2 separate regions of the Homo sapiens genome follow, and region 2 is linked to region 1. A link is an interaction called in ENCODE POLR2A ChIA-PET data of the cell type or tissue named here. Cell type or tissue: A673. All regions are shown on one strand.

Region 1 (5,000 bases):
GCCAGTCAGTCTCATATTTCAAATGCGTTTTGCTTGAACTCAGTTTGCTGTATTACAAGTAAGTTGCATCAGCCAGCTCTCATGATTGAAGTTTACAGGCTTCAGCTAATTTAGGGGAGAATCTGATATGCAAAGAAAGACCACCTCGTTTGTTAACCACAATGTGATATTTATTTGAGGATGCAAAAGGGTTTGTCCCAAGAATCCCTATCAATAGCCTCCTCTAGAATGGGTGATAGAATAGCACTACTTAAAGCCCTAAAAAATGCAAGCATTGTGGTGTCTCACCCAGGGCTGGGATATTTGGTAACCTCAGTACCTCTGCATTCATGTATTCCTTCCTCTGCTCCCTCATTCATTCAGTACTTGTTGGCATGCACTGAGGACTCAGATGAGGTGCAACCAGGCCCTCAGGGAGCCGGAGCCTAGCAGATGAGTTTTCGAGCATGCGCGGCTGAAATGACTGAGAAAAGACCCTGAGTCATTTCTCAGGGTGCTGGGGAGGTATCTCAGAGCATGTGGTGCTCAAGATGAATTTTGATACCTCAGAAGACCCAGCGTCAAGTAATACAATATGTTCAGGGAACTGCAAGGCATTCTGCCTAGGCCGACGTGTGGGATATTGGTCAGGAGTGGCAGGCGGGGTACAGAAAGCCAAGGAGTTTGGCCGTGAGTGTTCACATCAGTGCATTCATTATTACGAGTGAAAGCGTAGAATAAGAAAGTCTTTATCTAAAAAGGCTGTCATGCATGGGTTTGGATTATGACAGGCCCATCCCCCTGGACCTCTCATAGTGCCCCATGCCAGAGCAAACTGTGGCCCCGAACCATTGCCTGGCTTCTGTACCCGTGGGCCACTGGCACTGAAGAGGGTTACACAGTGGGAATAAACAAGGCTGTCAGTCTGAGCACTTCAGTTAACGCCTAGTATTTTAGCATCTCCCCATCCCTCATCATCAATGATATCTTGGGCCAACACCCCTTCTTAAGGGGTTCTTCATGGAAACATCTTAATGAACACAAATTGGCCGTGGTCAGCTGTTGGAAAGATTGAGTAGCTGGAATAACTGCAGGTTAAAAGGGACAAATAAAAGTGTCATTCCTAGGCCAGGCACCATGGCTCCCATCTGTAATCCCAGCATTTTGGGAGGCCAAGACGGACAGGTCATTTGAGGTCAGGAGTTCGAGAACAGCCTGGGCAACATGGCAAAACCCCATCTCTACTAAAAATTAAAAAAAAAAAAATTAGCTGGGCATGGTGACAGGCACCTGTAGTCCCAGCCACTTAGGAAGCTGAGGCAGGAGAATCGCTTGAACCTGTGGAGGCAGAGGTTGCAGTGAGCAGAGATCATCCACTGTACTCCAGCCTGTGTGACAGAGTGAGACTCTGTCTCAAAAAAAAAAAAAAAGTGTCATTCCTCATATGTTGTTTTATTTGACAGTAGAGTCAACTTTTTATTTGTTGGGGGTAAGGGGGTGGAGTCCGCTCATATCCCAGCTCCACTCCGTCCTGAGCGAGTGACCTTGGATAAGTTACTGGCTGCAACGTGGAGATGACGCTAGTGCCGTCTTCATGGAAGTGGCGGAGTCGGTTAGATAACCCTGGTTAGGTTCTTAGACTCGCGCCCGGCACAGTGGCACTCTCCGATGACTGTTATTCGTACATTGTCTTGGTCTTTCCCCAGGATTACGGGGCGCTGAAAGACATCGTGATCAACGCAAACCCGGCCTCCCCTCCCCTCTCCCTGCTTGTGCTGCACAGGCTGCTCTGTGAGCACTTCAGGGTCCTGTCCACGGTGCACACGCACTCCTCGGTCAAGAGCGTGCCTGAAAACCTTCTCAAGTGCTTTGGAGAACAGAATAAAAAACAGCCCCGCCAAGACTATCAGCTGGGATTCACTTTAATTTGGAAGAATGGTAAGTAGACGGGACTGAGTTCAACTTACACACAGCTGCCCCTTGAACACCATGAGTTTCACCTGCATGAGTCCATTTACATGTGGATTTTTTTCTTTTTCTTTTTTTTTTTTTTTTTTGAGACAGAGTCTCGCTCTGTCACCCAGGCTGGAGTGCAGTGGCACAATCTTGGCCCACTGCAACCTCCACCTCCTGGGTTCAAGCGATTCTCCTGCCTCATTCTCCTGAGTAGCTGGGATTACAGGCGCGCACCACCAGGCCCAGCTAATTTTTTTTATATTTTTAGTAGAGACGGGGTTTCACTATATTGGTCAGGCTGGTCTCAAACTCCTGACCTCATGATCCACCTGCCTCAGCCTCCCAAAGTGCTGGGATTACAGGCGTGAGCCACCAGGCCCGGGCCTCATGTGGATTTTTTTCAATAACTATCTTGGAAAATTTTTTGGAGATTTGCAGCAATCTGAAAAAACTGGCAGACAAACCGCATAGCCTAGAAATATCAAAACAAGGCCACGCGCAGGGGCTCACGCCTGTAATCCCAGCACTTTGTGAGGCCAAGGCAGGCAGATCACAAAGTCAGGAGTTCAAGACCAGCCTGACCAACATGGTGAAACCCCATCTCTACTAAAAATACAAAACTTAGCCGGGTGTGGTAGCAGGCGCCTGTAATCCCAGCTACTCGGGAGGCGGAGGCAGGAGAATCACTTGAACCCAGGAGGTGGAGGTTGCAGTGAGCCAAGATCACGCCATTGTATTCCAGCCTGGGCGACAGAACGAGACTCCATCTCAAAAAAGAAAGAAAAAAGAAAAATATCAAAACAAGAAAAAGATATGAGGCATAAAATATTTACATACTAGTCTATTATTTACATACACAAAATATACACAAATCTATTTTAAAAAGTTAAAATGTATCAAACCTTACACACACACACACACACACACAATACATGGCACCACTTGCAGTTGAGAGAAATGTAAACAAACGTGAAGATGAGCATGAAATCCCAACTGCGTAACATTAATTGTGGAACAAACAGACTGTACTGCTGGAATAATTTCACAGCCGCCTCCAGCGTGGGGAGTGTCTGCTTCAATCTGCTTCAGACACCCTGTGACGCTAATCATCTCGGTGTGAGCAGCTAATTCATCTCTCCAGGAAATTGCATGTTGCAGTCAAAAGTGACCTCTTGGGAGGCCGAGGCGGGCAGATCACGAGGTCAGGATATCGAGACCATCCTGGCTAACACGGTGAAACCCCATCTCTACTAAAAAATACAAAAAAAAAAATTAGCCAGGCATGGTGGCAGGCGCCTGTAGTCCCAGCTACTTGGGAGGCTGAGGCAGGAGAATGGTGTGAACCCGGGAGGCAGAGGATGCAGTGAGCCGAGATCACGCCAGCGCACTCCAGCCTGGGCGACACAGCAAGACTCCGTCTCAAAAAAAAAAAAAAAAAAAGAGATCTCTTGAGGTTCTTGGCTATTTTTCCATCGTGCATTGCCATAAACCTTGACTAACACTGTGGGACACTTACAAAGTGTCTCTTGTGATACTGAAAATGTTCCCAAGAAGCAGAGAAAAGTCATGAGATTACATGAGAAAGGTGAATTGCTTGATATGTACCAGAAGTCTGCAGCTGCCACTTCAAGATAAATGAATTCAGTGTAAGAACCATTGTTTAAAAAAAGGGAAATTTGGTCGGGCACAGTGGCTCACGCCTGTAATCCCAGAACTTTGGGAGAACGAGGAGGGCAGATCACGAGGTTAAGAGATCAAGATTATCCTGGCCAACATGGTGAAACCCCATCTCTACTAAAAATACAAAAATTAGCTGGGCGTGGTGGTGCGTGCCTGTAGTCCCAGCTACTTGGAAGCCTGAGGCAGGAAAATCGCTTCAACCTGGGAGGTGGAGGTTGCAGTCAGCTGAAGTCGCACCACTGCATTCCAGCCTGGCGACAGAGCGAGACTCCATCTCAAAAAAAAAAAAAAAAAGGGAAATTCATGAAGGCGTCACTATAGCTGCACCAGGAGGTGCAAAAACCTTGCACTTTTTGCAGAATACCTATTCATCTCACATTGAAAATGTAGATTTTGGCCGGTTGTGGTGGTTCATGCCTGTAATCCCAGCACTTTGGGAGGCTGAGGTGGGTGGATCACCTGAGATCAGGAGTTCAAGACCAGCCTGACCAATATGGCGAAACCCCATCTCTATTAAAGGCACAAAAATGAGCTCAGCATGGTGACCTTCACCTGTAATCCCAGCTACTCAGGAGACTGAGACAGGAGAATCGCTTGAACCCAGGAAGTGGAGGTTGCCGTGAGCCGAGATCACACCACTATACTCCAGCCTGGGCTACAGAGCCAGACTCCGTCTCAAAAAAAAAGAAAAGAAAATGCAGCTTTTATGTGGGGTGCAGGATTACTGTTAGGCATACCTATAGACTCTCATAAGATTTTAGAAAAAGCAAAGTCATTATATGACAACTTGAAGCCAAAGGATGGTGAAAGATCTAAAGCTGGAGAGTTTAATGCCAGCAAATGATGGTTTGATAATTTTAGGAAGAGGTTTGGCTTTTAAAAATGTCAAGATAACAGGAGAAGCAGCTTCCGCCAACCAAGAGGCAGCAGACAAGTTCCCAGATGCCATAAAGAAAATCATGGAGGAGATGGGATACCTGTGTCAACAGGTTTTTAATGCAGACAAAACTGCCCTAATCTGGGGGCATGGGAGGGAACCACAAAGGACATCTATTAAGTAAAGAAGGGAAGTGAGCCCCAGGATTGAAGGCACGCAGGGCTAAGCTAACTGTCCTGTTTTGTGCAGGTGCAGCTGTGTTTATGATCAGGCGAGCTCTTACCTATAAAACTGCTAACACCTGAGACTTAACGGGAAAAGATAAACACAGCTGCTGATCTTTTGGTTGTACAACGTCTGGACAAGAACGCTTTTTCTGGATTAATTCCATTGATGCCTTGTCCTTGAAGTCAGGATGTACCTTGCCAGTAAGGTACACCTTTTTAAAGTTCTTCAATGCTGCAGGCACTCAGAGCCCCACGAGTTAACACCAAGGGCGTCAAAGTCG
Region 2 (5,000 bases), 570 kb before region 1:
AGGGGTTGGGAAGGGGAATTCCAGGAAGGGGCCTGGGACTGGGGCCCTGGAACCATGGTGGCCCCCCAGGCCAGATCCACCCCTGGACAGGTGCAAGGACTCTGGGAGCGGCCCCAAGGATCCAAATACCTTCCTCAGCAGCCCCTTTAATTTGCTTTCTGCAGAAAGTAAGCTAATGCCGGCAGCGGAGACTTCATTTAGGAGAAGAGCAGGCCTCGGCATATCCCTAGCATTGGCAGCATTCCTGGGAGGAGAGGAGGGGAAGGCTGGGGAGGGGAGGGAGACTGGGCTAGAGGGAGCCCGCAGATTCACCTAATTCCAGGGTGGAATTGCTCGCCAGCCACCGTGCCCTCCATCATTCTCCAGAGGCCCCACCTAGTTTCCTCATTCATCAGTCACCAGGCCTTGTCCTATGGCCCAGCCGGGGGGAGATGTCAAGGCCAGGGACCCCTCTGAGGCTCAGAGAGGGGTGCGTAGCAGGAGCAGTAAAGCCAGGACTGGGCACGGTGGCTCACACCTGTGATCCCAGCACTTAGAGAGACAGAGGCAGGAGGATCGCTTGAAGCCAGGAGTTCAAGACCAACATGGTGAGACCTCTGTCTCTGCCAAAAAAAAAAAAAAAGTACATATATATACACACGTATATATATATACGTGTGTATATATATACGTGTATATATATACGTGTGTATATATATACGTGTATATATATACGTGTGTATATATATACGTGTATATATATACGTGTGTATATATATACGTGTATATATATACGTGTGTATATATATACGTGTATATATATACGTGTGTATATATATACGTGTATATATATACGTGTGTATATATATACGTGTATATATATACGTGTATATATATACGTGTGTATATATGTATATATATACAAATTTTTTAAAAGCCAGGACCTGCCTGGCCCAAGCTTCCTCCCTGGGGCCTCAGTAGATGGTTCTAGACAGTGGAATTCGTGTTCTAGGCCTGGGGCTCTGACCTCAGAGGCCCTGTCAGGAGATTCAAACCAAGAAGTGAAATGCAGTGAAATTCAGACTTGTGCCTCTGTATACGCCGCGGACACGTGTGTGCAAAGGCGTGTGCATGTGCGTGTGCCTTGCTTCCTGGGTCAAAGTGGCTTCTGATCCAGAGATACTTTGAAGTTCCTTTTTTTTTTTTTTTTTTTTTTAGAGAGAGGGTCTTGCTCTGTCACCCAGGCTGGAGTGCAGTGGCGCGATCACAGCTCACTGCAGCCTCAAACTCCTAGATTCAGGCAATCCTCCTGCCTCAGCCTCGCAAGTAGCTGGGATCGAAAGCGTGCGTCACCACACCTGGCTAATTTTTAAATTTTTTCTAGAGACAGAGTCTGGCTATGTTGCCCAGGCTGGTCTTGAACTCCTGGCCTGAAGCAACCTTCTGCCTCAGCCTCCCAGGTATCTGGGACTGCAGATGTGCACCACCATCCCCAGCTAATTTTTAAATTTTTTCTAGAGATAGAGTCTGGCTATGTTGCACAGGCTAGTCCTGAACTCCTGGCCTCAAGCAGTCTTCCCACCTTGGCCTCCCAAAAAGCTGGGTTTAGGCGAGGCACGGTGGCTCACGCCTGTAATCCCAGCACTTTGGGAGGCCAAGGCAGGCAGATCACTTGAGGTCAGGAGTTTGGGGCCAGCCTGGCCAACATGGTGAAACCCTGTCTCTACTAAAAATACAAAAAATAGCCAGGCATGGTGGTGTGCGCCTGTAATCCCAGCTACTCGGGAGGCTGAGGTAGGAGAATTGCTTGAACCTGGGAGGCGGAGGTTGCAGTGAGCCAAGATCGTGCCACTGTACTCTAGCCTGGGCGACAGAGCGAGCCTCCGTCTCAAAAAAATAAAACAAAATAAAAGGTTGGGTTTATAGGCATGAGCCACTGCACCTGGCCACTTCTAAGTCTTACTGGTTCCCTGCTCTGGGCAAGGCCTGGGCACAATTTTACAGACGGGGAAAATGAGGCCCAGGATCCCACGGTGGTAGAACCGGCTTCTCACAGGCCTGCCGACTGGAAACTCCTCACAGGGTTCCCCCTGAGCCAACATCCCCCTCCCGTGATCCCAACCAGAGCTCCTTGCTGTCCTGGGCTGTGTCCCCAATGGCGGGGCTGTGTCTCCGGCTCCTGGCCTAGGTGGCTCTGAGGGCACCTCTCTGGGCCTGGTCTGGCTGGAGGGGGCCCCAGGAGAGGGTCCCACAGGCGCCCCCCACCAGTCCGCGCCTGCTCCTTCCAGATTCTGCAGGCTCTGGTGACACCTGCTGGCCACGCATCCCATCACCATAGCAACCCAGGCTGGGCCTCTCAGCCCCCAGCAAGGCTGGGATGGGTGGGTTCACCCAGGCTGGAGGGTGGGGGGTGTGGAGGCACTGGGGGCGGAGCACACCCGCCTGACCCACCATCTTCTTTCCTCATGGGAAACTCTCAGCCCCAGGAAACTCCTGTGCCCGGCTTAGGTCCCCTCCTACTCTCTCCCCTTCTCCTGTCCAACGGCTCCGAGAGCTTGGAGTTCTCACCCAGCCCCCAGTCAGTGACTCCAGCTGAGACATCACCTCCCCGCAGGCCTTCAAGGTTCCCATCTCAGACACAACGACTCCACCCCCACTGTGTGGGGCCCCAGGCCTCAGCTCAGAGGGGCCCCACCTCCCGCCACCCCCCTCCAGCTCCTCTGGGTCCCTCTGCTCAGTCCCCCTGGCCTGTGTCCACTTCACCCCAAGTCCTTCACCATGCCCTGAACGGAGCCTATCTCCCGTCACCCGGACAGTCACCTGTCACCTTGGCGCTGTCACAGCTCAGCCCCATCCCCAGCTTCTCTGTGGCCCCCACAGACTCAGCAGGCTTTCGCAGACACACAGACACCTGTCCTGCCCGCGCTGTGCCTCAGGGAGAGGCGCAGGTCCCACCAAGCTGCACTGCCAGCCCCATAAACGGCCCTGCGGTTCCCACCCGGGGGCTCTGCACCTGCGGCTCCCTCCCCAGAATGCTTTTTCCAGCTTCCTCAGTCTTGCTAACAGTGATTCAGCCAAGCCTTCCAGAACATTCCGCCGGCTGTGACCTCCCCAAACCCTGCTCTGTGTTCCTCACACTGTCATGGCCTGGGGACTGTCCCATCCCAGCCAGGCCTCCTCCGTGGTGCTGCCATGATTTCAGGATCCCCACGTGTCCAGGGCTGAGCCCAGGGCCGACCTAGGAGGTGTCTGCTGCCCTGATCCTCTTGACCCTCCCACTCCAGGCCCCAGTCCCACCCCAGGAGGGTCCTCCCCATCCCCACTCTCCCCTCCTCCCAGGGTCTGCAGGGAGCAGCTGGGCCACCACTTTGCCCAGAGGCAGTCCTGGGGCACAACCTGAGCCCACGTACCCAGCGTGGCACAGCCAGGGACGCAGTGCACAGGAGAGGGCTTAAGGGACCTCCCTGGAGACCCCCAAGTGGCTCCTCGAGTGACGGGGGCTGGTCATGGACGTTGAACCACCTGGAGGGAGGCTGTGTGGAGAGGCCGAGCTCAAGAGACAGAGCCTTGGTCCTCCTGCCTGCCCCAGGGTGGCCTGTGGTCCTGGGCTGGCCACCACCTCTCGGGGCCTCAGTCTCCCCATCTGCACTGGAGCGGGTGGGCACACTTGACCCCATGGCTTGGCAATGCCTGGCCACACTGCAGGGGCCGAGGGGGTGGCCAGCCCTGCCCCTGATGCCCACCACACCCTAGGGACGGCTCAGAGCCCAGCCGCTCCTGGGGGCCTGGTCTATGCCTGTCCCTGGCCCCACACCCCGCAGTCTGGTGGCAGCTGCTGCACCCGCACCTGGAATGTCCCTGAAATCCCCAAACCTCAGCTGACCCCATGGGGGAAAGAGGGCTGGAACCTGCCCCCCTCTCCTCCCCTCCAAGGTGCAGACCCACCCTGTCCCCACACAGAGGGCACACTGAGTGCCCTGCCCCGCCCCGCTCTGCCCAGAGAGGCCGGAACATCAGGGGAGCTTGGGCCAGTCTGGCCACGCCTTGGAAATAGTGGCCACGCATCAGCCCGGGGAGGCCCCAGGCCTGGTCAGCCTCCAGGTCCTGCCCGCCAGGCTCAGCTTCCCGGCCCTCCCGCCTCCTCTCCCCGCTCCGGTTAATCTGTCAGTTCCATCTGTCTCTGTCTTGTTTGTCTCTCTATCTCTGTCTCAGTCTGTCTCGATCTCTGTCTCTGCCTTGCTATCTCTGTCTCCATCTGCCTCTCTCTCTGTCTCTGCCTATTTGTCTGTCTCTGTCTCTCCATCTCTCTCTCTCTTTATTTTTAAAATTTTCTTTTATATAGAGACAGAGTCTTGCTGTGTTGCCCAGGCTGGTCTTCAACTCCTGGGCTCCAGTGATCCTCCAGCCTTGGGCTCCCTAAGTGCTGGGATTACAGGTGTGAACCACCGTGCCCAGCCAAGAAACATCTCTAAACCCCTCTCTTCCTCCCAGCAGTGACTGTGAAGGGCACTGGGGACAAATCCCTTTTTGAAAGGATCTTCTGGATGATGTCATGGATTTGGGCCTCTTCCTGCTGGGGGTCACTGGGTGGTACTTCTTGGCCATCCAGCCAATAGCAACAGGCCAGCATGTGATGACGTCACTGTCACCCCCACTGTCTCCTCGGGTTCCAAGGAGCAAGAGGCTTGCACCATTCCTCTCTAATCTGAGATGGATTTTGTGGGTTTGCGTGGGGGGAAGGTTTTGTTTTTTTTTTTTTTAGCAAGAATCTTCTTAAGCCATACACCCATCTCATTAGGATTAGTTTTGTTAATCTATAGATCCACTTATTCGGCCGCACGCCAGCCTCCGAGTGTCCCAAACACGAAGTCAAAGGGTGAGCAGAGCACCTCGGGCCGGCCCTCCTCCCCTGGGAGGATCCACCTCTCCCATGGGACAGGGACAGCTACGACTTTCGGCGGCTCCCTTCTAGGCACTGTTCCAAGCATCTCATGGACTGTTCTGTGTCTCCTCCCAAAGGA

What was found. ChIA-PET counts read pairs that join two places held together with the same protein. Peaks named below come from ENCODE experiments on the same cell type or tissue, not always from the same donor. Only the 100,000 strongest peaks of a DNase experiment are listed, where the experiment ranks them.
Region 2: POLR2A ChIA-PET joins it to region 1 with 5 read pairs; 1 of 35 experiments calls an interaction of 5 or more read pairs at or near these places.

Annotation. Positions count from the first base shown.
Region 1 is chr7:6,016,129-6,021,128 of GRCh38, forward strand. It overlaps AIMP2 (aminoacyl tRNA synthetase complex interacting multifunctional protein 2), which reads left to right. Exons shown (of 4, transcript NM_006303.4): 3 at 1,686-1,917. It overlaps SNORA80D (small nucleolar RNA, H/ACA box 80D), which reads left to right and starts at 749; the gene lies at 749-883. In A673, no CTCF peak of the experiment used is centred here; no DNase peak of the experiment used is centred here; H3K27ac peaks cover 1,993 bases.
Region 2 is chr7:5,448,581-5,453,580 of GRCh38, forward strand. No RefSeq gene overlaps it. Among named protein-coding and RNA genes, the nearest start is that of LINC02983, 22 kb to the left of the region's middle. RefSeq lists an enhancer at 3,051-3,756. In A673, a CTCF peak has its summit at 2,293 (motif pointing left); DNase peaks (open chromatin) are centred at 2,311 and 4,581.